Regions from separate parts of the Homo sapiens genome. Here region 1 is linked to region 2. Evidence: chromatin contacts called from ENCODE Hi-C or POLR2A ChIA-PET data. All regions are on one chromosome and are shown on one strand. The core of a region is the stretch at or near the end of the contact, and the rest is flanking DNA. Distances in the headings are between cores, read along the strand shown. Region 1 has its middle 46 kb from the start of LINC01648. Region 2 overlaps LOC107984934 (a long non-coding RNA gene).

Region 1 (6,873 bases), core at 2,368-4,867, 400 kb after region 2:
CCACACTATCTTGATTCCCAGGGCTCCTGCTCCTGCAGCTGGGCTCCCCTGTCCCCCTGGATGGGTCTCTTTCATCCTGGGTTATTTCAAACGCAAAGCCTAGCTCCATCTCTGGTTTCTAAAATATGTGCGCACGTGAAGCATTTTGAATGCATTTGCTTATTACAAATTTGTGACTGGAGGGGAAGGCATAGACTACACCCCCTCACTGGCTGTTCTACACTTCCCCACGGCCTCCTTCTCTGGAGGAAGCGGCCTTCTATCCCACCTCATGCACACTGCTTCTACCTGCTTCCTGCTACAAAGTCTTTGTGCCAGCTGGGCCTGCACCCTTGGGGTGTTGGCTTTTGTCGCCACATGGGTTCCCACTTTCAGATAAATATTGCATTTTTCTTCCTAAGAAAAATTCTGATGGATGTAAATTTCTTCCTCATGTTCCACAGGTATCCCTGTTTTACAGATGAAGAAACACAGACACAGAAGTCACAGCCAGGGAGAGATTTTGGCAGCAGAAGCTCTATCTGGGGTGTAGCAGTTGAGCCCTCAGTTTCTGCTCAGACGGACCTGGGTCTGATCCCAGCTCCACCACGGGCCAGCTGTGATGGCACCCCCATCACAGGCCATTTGAAGAGTAAATGAGGTGACACATCTTAGGTGCTAGCAAAGTCCCGGCACATAGTAAATGCTCAAGTAAATGCAGCTGCTGTTGTTCTTATTGGCATGCTGACTGCACCTGCAGAGACTGCCTCTGCCCGGGCCCCACCCGCAGACTTTCCTCTCTTTCCTTTCCCTAACATCCGATTCCTATTCCTTTCTGTTTCTATGACCAGATTAAAAGTCACTCCCCTATTTAAAATCCTGCCTGTCAGTCTGGTGAAAAATGTGGAAATGGAATTTAGGAATTAGACAGGTTTGAATGCAAATCTGTTTTCTCCCTTCATTAGCTGGAAGTCCTTAGACAAGTCCCTTAACCAAGCCTCAGTTGACTCACCTGCATAATGAAGACAGCACTCTGCAGCCTGCGGCTTATGGTAAAAACCAAATGAAACAACAGGTGAGAAAAGGGCTTTGCAAATGGCAAATGGCAAACCACTGCTCAAATGCTGGCTTGTTTTCCTTCTCATTTTCGGTGTCCCTTGGTAACCTGAGTGTTTAACCTGTGTTTTCTTTCTTTGGTTTAATGAAGGCCCACTGTGAAGAAATAGCCATGTTGGGGGATAGATCCACCAACCAAGCCTGGAGTTAGGTCCACAGTTCTGAGCTTGAGTCAAGCTCCCCGACAATGCTGTGTGCTCTGGGCCCTGCAGACCTCTGGGCTGCTACTGGCCTTTCTGCCTCTCTGCTCCTCCCTCCCTCTGCTCCCCCACACAGCTCTGCAGCAGCCTCCAAACACCTCTGGCTCTGCTGCTTCTACCCGGAACGCCCCTCCCTCCTCTTGTTCCTCCTCCTCTCTCTCAGGGAAGCCCTCCCTGACCCCAAGACCCAGGCACACACTACACAATTCGCAAAGAATGAGTAGCTTCTCTCCCAGCTTATTTTGTGACTTCCATGAGTTTGGGGACTGTGTCTGTCTGACTTACACTTGTGTCCAGAGTTCTGCATAATGCCTGGCAGAACTCTATCCACTCAACATTGTTCATAAAATCTCTACCCACTCAGTATTGTTCATGGAATCTCTATCCACTCAGTATCATTGGCCACATCACAGCCTTGCTGTGAGACACTAGGCTTGTGTCTATTCCTCTCTGGAACAGAGTTTCCCCCGGCAGTGTAATGAAGGAGCTGGGTTCAATGGCCTCCAGCATCCTCCACTGCTACTCCCCTTCGCTTTGAAGGCAGCTCCTGGACGGTGGAGACAGCTACTGCCAACAGTCTGCTGATGTCAGCAGGACAGGCTTCAGGTGCCCCTGCCTCCCATTCCCTCCTTATAAATAGCTCTACCTGAAAGCACTGGGGTCACTCACCCCTGGGGACAGCCACAGGTAGCCAATTACTCTCAGTGCCTGGAGGGCTGATGGGGAGGGGGTTTCAGGTTTGAGTGGGAACCTTGGCCCTGGAAAGAATCCACTGGCTCGTCTGGGAGAGAAAAATGGAAGGTCATTTCGGTGTCTGCACCAGGCGGGGCCCGTAGCCACCAAACAATCATCTGTGGCCTGAGAGTGGAAGTAGTAGATGGCTCTGTGATTCCAATTATCCTCGGATCATTCAAATGACTATTGGAATGGAGAGCCAGACTGTCCTGTTTGGATAGTGATGTGTGCAGTGACCCCCACCCCACCCCACCACACCACCCACGAGCTATCTCCTCTCCAAGCTCCAGACTGGTCACTGCAGGGCGGCCCCAGGGACTCCCTAAGCTCCCAGCTCCCCATAGGTCTGCTGAGCACGTAGGCCTGAGTTGGTGGGCTCTGGTGGGTGCTCAGTCCATTTGATTGTAGAAGGTCTGGGTGGCAGAAGATCCTACTAGGGCTATGGGGAAAAATCAGGTTCTACTCCAGGGGACCTCAGGCAATCAACCTGAACTCGCCCAGTGCCAGCTTTGTGACTTTGTGATTTTGTCCCACTGAGATGGGAGAATGATAATGTGCACCTGGTAGGTCGGAAGTGAGGGCTATGTAAGGTAATGCCGTGAAATGGCTTGGTGCTTGGCACATGGAGGCCTTCTGTGAGCGGATTAGCTGGTGCTGTGGTGCAGCTATAGGAAGCAACTCAAACTGGCTTAAGCAGAACACAAGGGACATCTCCTGGAACCCCAGGATGACAAGGCAGCCAGCCTCAGAAGGAGACAGGCCCAGGACACAGCAGACCCGGCTTCTCCTTTCTCCATCTGCAGGACAGAAGATAGTGGCCTTCAGGTCCTGAGCATGAATGTCTCCTCCATCTGACAGAACAGCCCAGATAGAACCAGATTCTCTCAGTCCCAGATTTCTGGCAAAGGGACTCCACTTGGTCTGACTTGGATCTGTTTTCTGATTGTCTACTCTGGCTCACTTGCTCTTCTCTAGAAGCACATTAAAAAGGCACAAGCCTGGCCTCTGGGAGGCACCCCAGAAGGTGCTGAGGACTGTGAAGGGGTCAACATGAGCTGGACAGAGCCCCTCCAAAGTTCCAGGCCCTGTGCCAGCTCTGGGCCACCAAGGGAAACCTGGCCTGCGCCCTGTCCTTGAGAAGTTCACACCGGGAAGGGAAGACAGATGAGTGTGATCAGCAGGGCACGGGGAAGGCAGCAGCAAGAGAACCAGGATCCCCAGGCCCCTCCGTGTGCCAGGCTCCACATGCCTGCTTCCTCTATGCCTGCTGGGTAGATGCAATGATCCTCCCGAGAGGCAGAGCCAGCCACACAGCACAGACAGGGCTGGGCCGGGGCTGGACCCCAAGCCTCCAGGCCTGGCTTTGGGATGGTGGTCGGTGGGGCAGCCATTCCATGGCTTCACTCCAGCGAGACCCCATCGAGCCAGGTCTCACACAGCCATGCCAAAGATCTGACATATTCTTAGCTACAATCCTGAGTCTGGGAGAGAAGCAGGAAATGACTCACCCTCTTTCTCCAACATAAACACAACTCTGTGCTATTAATATTTACCCAGGGGCTTCTCCAAGGGCCCCAAACAGCAAAAGGATCCTGGTGAGGGAAGGGTATGAAAGATATGTCGGGTCTGCAGCTGCCTTCAAATGGAGCAGAGAGACTGAGTGCCAGAGTGAAAGGGAGCCTCACAGCTCTCTCCGTCCTCCCCATTTGACTGAGGTCCAGAGAGGACAGGGAGCCAAGAAAATCCAGCAGGGCGGTGGCAGAGGAGGGAGCAGAAGGTGGGAGCACGGGAAGTGGAACGAGCACAGGGCTGTGGGCCCCTGGCCCTCATCTGTCAAATGGGAAAGCAGGAACTGGTTTGAGGATGTTTCCCTGAGATGTCAAATGGCCCCTCTGAGTGTCTGGCAAAGAATAGGTACTGCACAAACTCATCATGGTGAGGGCAAAGTCATGGTGAGGATGCCAGTGGTCTTCCCTGCCCCGACTTCCCAGTGTGCTTTGCACCGCCTCCCAAAACCCTGTTTCTGCTTGGTGACCCTGCCCTGCTCCCCACCCCATCAGTGCATTGGACCAGGAGAAGATACCTGCCCAGGCTTGGCCAATCAGAGTACCTGTGCTACCAATTCTAAATTGAGACAGAGAGCCTGGTTGGGTCTTCTGGTTGTGTGAACTACTGATGCATGCATTTCTGATTCGTGAGAAATGGGAAAAGTAGAGACCTGACCTGAAGTCTTATGAGGTGGGTGGAAGAGAGTCAGTCTGCATTCTGGCTGGTGCTCCTGTCTCCGGTCCGGGTCCCTCCTGAGTTCTGGCTGCATCTGAGAGACCAGGGTCCTTATGCCAAACCCCCTCTTCTCTGCAGCTGAGCAGATTCTGTCACTTGTGACTCAAGCAGCCCTGATTCCCACGAGGAAGAAGAACTTCCTGATCGTCAGAGGGGTCCAGAGCCAGGTGGGCACTGACCTCAGAAGGAAGATCACTGAGGTCCATGGGAGGGCGGGAATCCCGCGGTGCTGGGGCCCAGGCCCTGCACCCTGGTGGCTGGGGTGTCCTAGGGCCTCTCTCCTAATTAACCTCCTCTCCGCTGTTTTCTCCCTCCTGCTCCATGTCCCTTCTTTCCTCATCTCCCACACCCAGCCCCTCCCGAGATCATCCATTCATCCCTTAGGCAGCATCTATAGCCCACTTGTGGCTGTTCATCCACTGGGCTGGCCACCCTGGGGACGCAGAGAGGGACAAGGCCGTGTCCCTGTCCTCAGGGAGCCTCCGGTCTGGCTGGCGGAACAGACACAGAATCAATCACAGCCCAGCCTGGCCAGTGCTGAGATGGGGGAAGATGTGGGAGGGGCTGGGGAGCTAGGGGCAGGCCAGGCCCTGGACATGGAGAAGGGGAGGACTTCTGAGAGGAGGTGGTGTCTATGCTGAGACCTGAAGGAGAAGTCGGGGAGCCAGGGGAAGAGGCTCAGGGGGAGAAGGTTACTGCAGCAGCCCAGCACAGGCAGGGCACTGGCAGAGAGGGGGAGCCTGGTGCCCTTGGAAACGGCAAGCAGTTCTGCTTGGCCAGGGCAGGGTGGGGAGGGTGGGGAGGTGTGGAAAGATGGGGCTGGGGTCCACCTGGGTCAGACCACAGAGGGCATAGGGAGGGCTATGGGAGGAAGTGACCTCTCTGTAAGCATGGAGGAGCGGGTGTTCCAAGAGGATCTGGGCTCCTCAGACCTCCTGAATAGCGAGGAGGGGAGGAGGCTTCTATCTTCCTCCCTCCCTCTGGCCTCCTCTCTCTCTCTCTCTCTCTCCTCTTTAACTCTTACTCCACCTAGATGAACCAGCTCAGATGCCACCCACTCTCCCCTCTCTCTGTCTTTCTCCCCCTCCTCTCCCCTCACTTCTCCTCTTTTGTCCTCTCCTTCGCTTATACTCCCCCTTCCCCCATTTCTCTCCCTCCCTCCTTCCCTCCCCATTCCCCTCCCTCTCTCTGCAGACCCCTCCCCACCTCCTCCCGGCCCCGCCCAGCCGCGCTTGTGAGGTCCTGCAGCGCCACCTTCAGGCCGCGGCCGGGAGCGGTGCCGGTGCGGGGCGCCCCACCAGGAGGAGGTGGCGGAGGTCCCGGGGGCCGCCCCGCCTCGCAGCCTGGGCTCTGCCTGCTCTGCGTCCACGCCAGCATAAGCCCCAGCCGGCTCCGTCTCCCCTAACGACTCTAATTACCAGCCAAGCTCGGCTCCCCAAGGCCCAGGCGCCAGAACTGATGACTTTAATAACAGAATCCCTTCCCTTTCACGGCCTGCTCCGGGGGCCGCTGGCCTGAGGATGCAGCGATCTCTGCTGTCCTGGGAGGGCGGGGTCCCACGGGGGTTCTACACCCTCTTACACATGGGGAGGGGGGGCTCAGCCAGGGCAGTGAGGGGAGAATCGCTTAGGGTGGCCTAAGAGAGCCTGGCGCCGCGCGCTTGTTCATCTATGGCAAAAACCGCAATAACTTTTGCACCAACTTAATATTTGATCGATGATCACTCAGGGACATCACCCTGAACTTAACGGGTCCTGGGACCAGACACCCAGAGATGAAAAGACAGTGGGGTACAGTTCTAGCGCTGGGTGATTGAAGCTACGACACTGGCCTGTGACAATTCCTGCGGGGCCCAGAGAAGGTGCTGGCACCCCGGGGGGGCTATCAGAAGCGTGAGGGAGGGGGCTCTGAACTGGCTTCAGAGTGGGTGGCATCTGGGCCGGTTCATCTAGGTGGAGTAAGAGTTTGCAGGGGAAAGACGATGAGAAGGGCATTCCAGGCAGGCGGCAGTTGCCCAGAGGCGTGGAGGCTGGAAAGAGCAGAGGCTTTCAGAGATGGGGAGTCCTGTGTGGCTGAAAATGGAGGGGAAAGGGGGGGTTAGGCTGGGGGACCATCAGGTGTCAGACTGGAAAGGACTCTGGGTGCTTTTTGCTAGCCCTGTATCTATATTCAGTACTGATACAATATAAGCTAATAGCAACAATCATACAAATTATTATTATTACTATTAATATTATAGCCACTAATACTTATTAAGGGCTTTCTGTCTGCCAGGTGCTCTCTCAAGCACTTTATGTCTATTGACTGAATTAATTTTTATGACAGCCCCATGAGGTAGGCACGATTGGAGAAACAGGCACAGAGACGTTAAATAACTTGTCTAAGATGGCTCAGGTACTGAATGGCAGAGCATCCTCTCTCCAGAGCCAGCTTTCTTTACTTTCACAGCACCCTTGGCCCACCCCCACCCCAAAACTTCCAATTTAATTTTTCTTAGATTCTGTCTCCCAAGGAGAAAAGCACCTCCACCCATTTCCCCAGGGATCAGAGGCAATTTGTA
Region 2 (6,252 bases), core at 3,669-6,168:
GGCTGGCACATAGTAGATGCTCAGTGAACGTATTCCACAAGGCTACGCTGCACGCACTCCCAGCTGCAATGGATCTGCCCCAGAAGGCTGGATTAGTGCCAGTCTTACCTCTGGGTGCCTGGGTCTTCATGGTGGCTCTTTAAGGTGGAGGGCATGCAGAATCAGTGATGAGCCCTCTTCCTACCCTTTGTGCATTTTTGTCTTCTGAGGAGGAGTGGGTCAGAGGCACTTCCTGGAGGAGAGAACAGGACCAGGACCCATTCTGGGTGTTCAGAGAAGCTCTGTGGAGCCAGATGCCTGCATGTGAACCCTGGCTCTTCCAGTCCCTAGCCGAGTAGCCTTGGACAAGATACTTGATCCTTTCTGTGCCTCAGTTTCCCCATCTATAAAATGGGGATGGTGAGAGCTCCTATGTTATAATAAATGAACTAACAGATGTAAAGCTCACAGCTCAGCACCTAGTACAGTAAGTGCTCAAATCTTTGTGTCACAGGTTCATGGTCACCTGAGAGCATTCCCCAAGGCAGGCGGGGGCAACACGAAACAACCAAGTAGGTGATCCAACTGGTTGGCATCCTTCTCTGCCCTCAGCCACCCCAGTGTTGGCATGATGGGGGTGGAGGCTGTGCACAGGCACAGCTGCCCTCAGCCACCTCAGTGTTGGCATGATGGGGGTGGAGGCTGTGCACGGGCACAGCAGCATGGCTCCTGCTTTTCCAGGCTGATCTCCCGCTGCTGCTTCTGGAAACCAACATGCCAGCAGCGGAACCATGGCTAAGTCCCTGCGATGGCACCAGGCCTCACGGAGGCCAACTGACAAGTCAACTCCATTACACTGGGCTCTTCCACGTGGAAGGCACAGCAGTCTAATCTCAGAGGAACAACCATCCATTCCTGGGAGGGGTTTGTCTTTCCTGCCTGCAGGGTCTCAGCCGGCACTCCTACCCCGGGGTTGATGGATTGTTCGATCCACTGGCACAGGATCCCACATAATAGTGTGTCAGACCAGGGGACCCACTTTACTGTAGAGTAGGTGCAGGCACAGACTCACAACGAAGGGCCCATGTTTATATCACATACCATACCACCCAGCCGCTGCCCACCTTACAGAGTGTGGGAGGGGCCTGCTGAGGGCCCAGCCAGAGCGCCAGCTTGGAGGAAATACCCTGTGAGCACAAGGTTCCATCCTTCAGGATGCAGTATATGCATCTAATCAAAGCCCTATATAAGGGTTGCTCCCCAATAAGAAGAGTACATGGACTTAAGAAAAACAGGTAGGAGCCAAAGTGGCCCCACTTACTATTCTCCTAGTGAACCACTGCCAGACTTAGTGACTCCCATCCCTGCGACTCTGGGCTCTGCAAGGCTGGACATCCTGGTCCCCAAGGGGGACCTGCATGTTCCAGGGAACACAGTAAGAGTCTCTAGCTTGTTTGCCATGGTGGCTGCCTGGGTATTTGGGCTCCTTGTACCCAGGGACTAGAAAAGCAAGAAGACGAGGTCGCAGTCTTGGTGAGGGTAATGGAGTCTGATCAGCAGGAGGTGGGGGGCTGCTGCAGTGCAGTGGGGGCAGGGAGGAATGTGTGCAGAACCTGGTGATCCCTAAGAGTTCCCTGCATGGAGAAATGAATGTGAGCAGCACCAGGGGAGTGCTGTGACAGATGAGGAGGGGCCCACTTGGATGCCCTGACAGTTTATCCTTCCTATCCCGCTCTTGTGCTCGAAAGAGTAGGGACCTACTCACTCTCTTGCACTTGAACTTTTAGCCTGTGTGAGTAGTAGACAAGGAGACGCACACCCAGAGGCACCATCAAGGAAAGGCTTGCTCCCAGCTCCGAGAGTGCAGTCCACAGAGGGCCTCCTTCTGTTAGCTCTGCTGCAGGGGCTCCCTTCCTGGGAGCACACACTCAGGGGCTGAGCAAGACAGGGTGGAAATGCCCAGCCAGTTTTGCCCTGCGCTGGGCAATTCTGACAGCTGACTCAAGCTACTTACCTTCTGGCTGTGGACCAGGCTGACTTCCTCCCCTCTGGCCCCTCCTTCCTTCCTTTCCCCTTTCTGTCCATCCCTAATAAGCATCTCCACTCATGTCCCCAACTCCATCTCAGTGTCTGCATCTCAAGAAGCCCTTGTGACCCAGGGAACCCAGTGACTTTGTATCAGTCAAACGCGAGTTGGAGTCCAATGGCCATGACTTAACTAGCTGGGTAACTTCAAGTGGTAAACATCTTACCTGTCTGTGCCTCACTTTCCTCATCTATAAAGTGGGGCTAATAAATCTCCTGGCCTTGCAGAGATGTGGAGAATGGATAGGAAAATGCTTTGTAAAGGAGAACACACACGCACACACACACACACACACACACACACAAAATTAATTAAAGTCCTCTCTGCTTGCACCTATGCCTATGGTGTAGGCTGAGATCTATAATAACGGGGGCCTGGCTGGATCTGAGATCCTTCTGGGAAAGAGGTCTGGGCAGCTTGATGCCGGTGACCAACACACCGGCATGCCCACAGTATAGCTGCCATTTCGGGACCCCACAGAAGGGAGGTGCAGGCGGTGCAGAGGGCTGGCTGGGCAGGGCAGGATGAGCTGGGGTGAGAATGGTAAGTGTGGCGGAATTAATCCCTTCTCTCCTCCTCCTTCCAGGAAGCTTCACTCCTCTGCTCAGCTGCTGCACCACATTTCGGATCAGAACATCTAGATCCATCAAAACAAGAGGTGGATGAGATATCTGCACATTCAGGGAGGGGAGGATAAAATCCAGGGGGCCTCATGAGATTGCTCTCCACGTGCGAGTGAGCAGACAGGCGGTGTATTTCCTGATTGCCCCAGGCTAGGTGAGGAGTGGCTCAGGCAGCCCAGGCTGGGCAGGGACACTAGAGACTGATGCATTAAAGAAAAATTTATCAAAAAATCAGGGAAGAAGCTAGTTTCTCTTTACCCCCTCTATTTAAGGACCCCTTGAGTGATAGTTCCCGGATCCTCCTGCGCTGGTGTTTGTCTTTCGCTGAAGGTGATGGATGTGTAAGCTGCACTAATGAGCAGGGCTTGGGCCATCAGACAGTCACAGGGCCGTCCAGCTCCATGCACCTCCCAGGCCGTGAGACAGTCACAGAGTTGTCCATCTCCACGCATCTTCCAGGTTCTGAGACAGTCACGGGGCCGTCCATCTCCACGCACCTCCCAGGTTGTGAGACAGTCACGGGGCCATCCATCTCCACGCACCTCCCAGGTTGTGAGACAGTCACGGGGCTGTCCATCTCCATGCACCTCCCAGCTGTCAGCATGGTCCACCGGGGAAATATGTGATTAATGCAGAGGATTATGTGTGTGTTGGGGTGGAGGGAGATGTAGCCCAATGGAGAGGAAAGGCATGGACCAGCTTGGGGGTGGGAGATGGGGGTCAGGGGGATCTGGACCTCAGTTAGTCAGGACAATTGAGAGAGTCTCAGTAGGCTCCCAAGAGATAGTGAATGAATTCTCCAGGGGCTGGGGGCAGTGGGTCAGTCCAAGACCCTGCCTGCCCCTCTCCTCAGCCTTAAAGGTTCACAGTAGAGAGAGGAGTCTTCCAGACCTGAGTTCAAATCTTAGCTTGGACTCAGCTTTGTGACATTGGACTTGTCAATGAACTTCTCTGTGCCTCCTTTTCTTCCATGTATGTCCATTTAGCATTAAAAGAACTAACGAATGCGTGGCAAGCCCTTTGCACAATAGTTGACACAAAGCCAGGGCTCAACCAACAGCTTTTCTGTCTCCTTATTGCTGTTGTCAGTAGGATTATCTAGCTTTTCTATAGGCATGTATTGTAGATGTTTATATACGATATATTTTGTCATTGAGATCTTACTGTATTCACCTGTCTCTCTCTTTTTTTTTTTTTTTTTTTTTGCTTACCATTCTGTTGTGAGCATTTTCTCACATCATTAAAAAGTTCCTCAAAAACGGGATGTTAATAGCTTCATAATGGTCCCTCATTGAGATGCTTCATAATTGACTTTTTCATTCTTTCTGGTTGGATAGACAGGGCATTACAGTTTCCAGCTTTTCACTGTTATTATCAGGCTGCAATAAGCATCTCTAGGACAAATTCCTGGAGGTGGAATCAGTGCATCAGAGCACTGACATTGCTGAGGCTCAAGAGCGTTCCTACTTAGTTGTCTTCCAAAAAGGTTTCCAGCACTGCATGAGAATGCCTGTCTCACCACACATTTACCAGCTCAATTGTTCCCTTTTTATTTAGTCTTCATGAATTTCTCAGGCCCCAAATTGAATTTCATCGTCTTTTGGAGGCACAGAGCTCTGGCCCATGGCTCTTGTTTCCCAGCAGGGTGATAATTAGATTATCTTCAGAGGCTTCCAGCAAACCTCATGATGAAAGGCAGGGCAGCCCTGGGCATGGAGTCAAAGAAGCTGGGTTCCCATCCCAACTCTGTGCTCTCTCACTGTGTGACCTGGGTATATTCTATCTCCCTCTCTGGGCCTTTGTTTATCAATCTACTCCAACAGCCTCCCACTTGGTCTCTCTGCCTCCAATGCATCCAATGTCTGGAACAGTGACTGGCATATAATACGTGCTCAACAAATATTTATTGAATTCTGAAATGAAAAAGTGACCTTTCTACAGGAAGAAGCTGCCACATCATTATGCTGCCTCCAACATTTGCTTAAGCTTCCTAACATTCTGTTTACTTTTTTGGTTCTCGCATGAATTTCTGTTTCTACTTAGGATATGAAAAGACACATGAGACAAAATGAGAAAAAAGGCCAGATAATCTACAGAGTCATAACTTTTCTTGAGCCCTTCAGAGAGCTGGAGTCGCAAGGCAGCCAACTGAACTGAAACCTAAAGGATGACAAGATCTTCTGAGAAAGACAGAACCACCCACTCCTGCACCTCTGGCAGAACCCTGGAGGGAGAGTGGGCTGCCATAACAGACAGCTAACACTGCAATGAATTCTTAAAGGCTGAGTGTGCAAAGGCTTTACAGCTGAGCCATCCCAGGAGCCCCCACACTTAAAAGGAGTTCACGTTCCTTCATCAGCTGCTTCCGGTAAAGCTCAGGACAAAGACGGGACAGGACAGGGATCTGAGTCAGCCACCTCTCAAGGGCACAGGGACATGAAAACCCTCCCACTTCCCAGACCCTTCTCTTATCGGAAGCAAAAGCCTCAAACCACTTCCCTGGGGCAGGAAAAACCTTCTACCCTGGAGGCTCAGACAAAGATCTGTTGTCTCTGGGGGAGGGGCTGGAGCAAAAGCCGTTTTCTGCTGGGGAAGGGGTAGGAAACCCTTCCACCTTGGTTCCTGGTTGAGACGTAGAAGTTGAGATCTTTGTTCTCAAAGAGGTCTGGAGAGATGCCTGCAGCCTCTCACTGGAGGACCAGCCGTGCTGCTCTTGCACACAATGTCACCAACGAGCTGGTCTCCGGGGGTCCTCAAGAGCCCTTCAATGGCCAAAGTAGGGGGCAGGCTGGGCTCTCAGGAGGATGTTGGGCCGTAGGAGAGGGTGGGCCAAGGGAAGGAGGCCATCAGAGAACAGCCTTGTATGGGCGGGGCCGGTCCCCATTGTGGGGAGGGCCATCCCCACTGGTGAGTGGGGCCATCCTGGAGCAACGAATTAACTATTTTAGAGGTAGAAATGGGGTCACAGAGTCCAGTCAGGTGTGAGTCCACTGGAGAGGCCCTGGACCTACTGTGAAGCTAGGGCAGGGGGCAGCTGTAATGCCAGAGACTCTGTTGCTCAGAGCTGGGAAGCTGGGGCCTAACAATGCAAAGACCCCACCCATCCCCAGCTGTGCCCACCCGGGGCCTTTGCCCTCCCAGCCCTCCTGCTGGGGCCTCCCCTCCCCCCTCCGGCGTTACAGCTCCCACGACACCAGGTGGCACCCTTGGCACAGCTGCGCCTCATCACCTGGAGCTTCCCTGTCCTGTCTCTCCTGCTGGAGCTGAGCTCCACGGGGACAGGGATGGGTCTGCTTCCGTCATCGCTGTGTCCCTGGAGAAGGGTGGGCATTCAGTGGGCACTTGGTACATTTGGTGAAGGAACAGGGCAGGACTAACTTTTACTGTGGGGGAGAGATAAAGGAGAGGAGGTATCTCTTGGCTTCCCAGTCTGGGACCCTGGTGGGGATGGCAGGACGTTTCTGGGATAGGAAACCCCAGGGAGGAGCGGGCTTGAGGGATGGATGGGGAGCTCTGAGGGCCCTGGGCCCAGCCAGCAAGAGCCAGGCTTTGGTGTTCTCCCAT

What was found. A loop is a pair of places that touch in the nucleus more often than their neighbours do. ChIA-PET counts read pairs that join two places held with the same protein, here RNA polymerase II (POLR2A). Pooled maps may share reads with other maps.
Region 1: a pooled map shows a loop between it and region 2 (3-fold over the local background). The contact joins two enhancer-like sites. A Hi-C loop is called at or near these places in 5 of 168 maps with a recorded cell type or tissue (HCT116, IMR-90, MCF 10A and 2 more) and 3 of 50 pooled maps. POLR2A ChIA-PET finds 5 or more read pairs at or near these places in 1 of 52 experiments (Panc1).

Annotation. Positions count from the first base shown.
Region 1 is chr1:30,080,559-30,087,431 of GRCh38, forward strand. No RefSeq gene overlaps it. Among named protein-coding and RNA genes, the nearest start is that of LINC01648, 46 kb to the left of the region's middle. Within about 2 kb of position 3,618, at least 9 of the 41 ENCODE cell types and tissues checked have a DNase peak (open chromatin) inside an H3K27ac peak, as active enhancers do.
Region 2 is chr1:29,683,658-29,689,909 of GRCh38, forward strand. LOC107984934 (a long non-coding RNA gene) reads left to right here. Exons shown (of 3, transcript XR_001737958.2): 3 at 2,652-5,640. Among named protein-coding and RNA genes, the nearest start is that of LINC01756, 340 kb to the left of the region's middle. RefSeq lists an enhancer at 5,693-6,192. Within about 2 kb of position 4,919, at least 3 of the 41 ENCODE cell types and tissues checked have a DNase peak (open chromatin) inside an H3K27ac peak, as active enhancers do.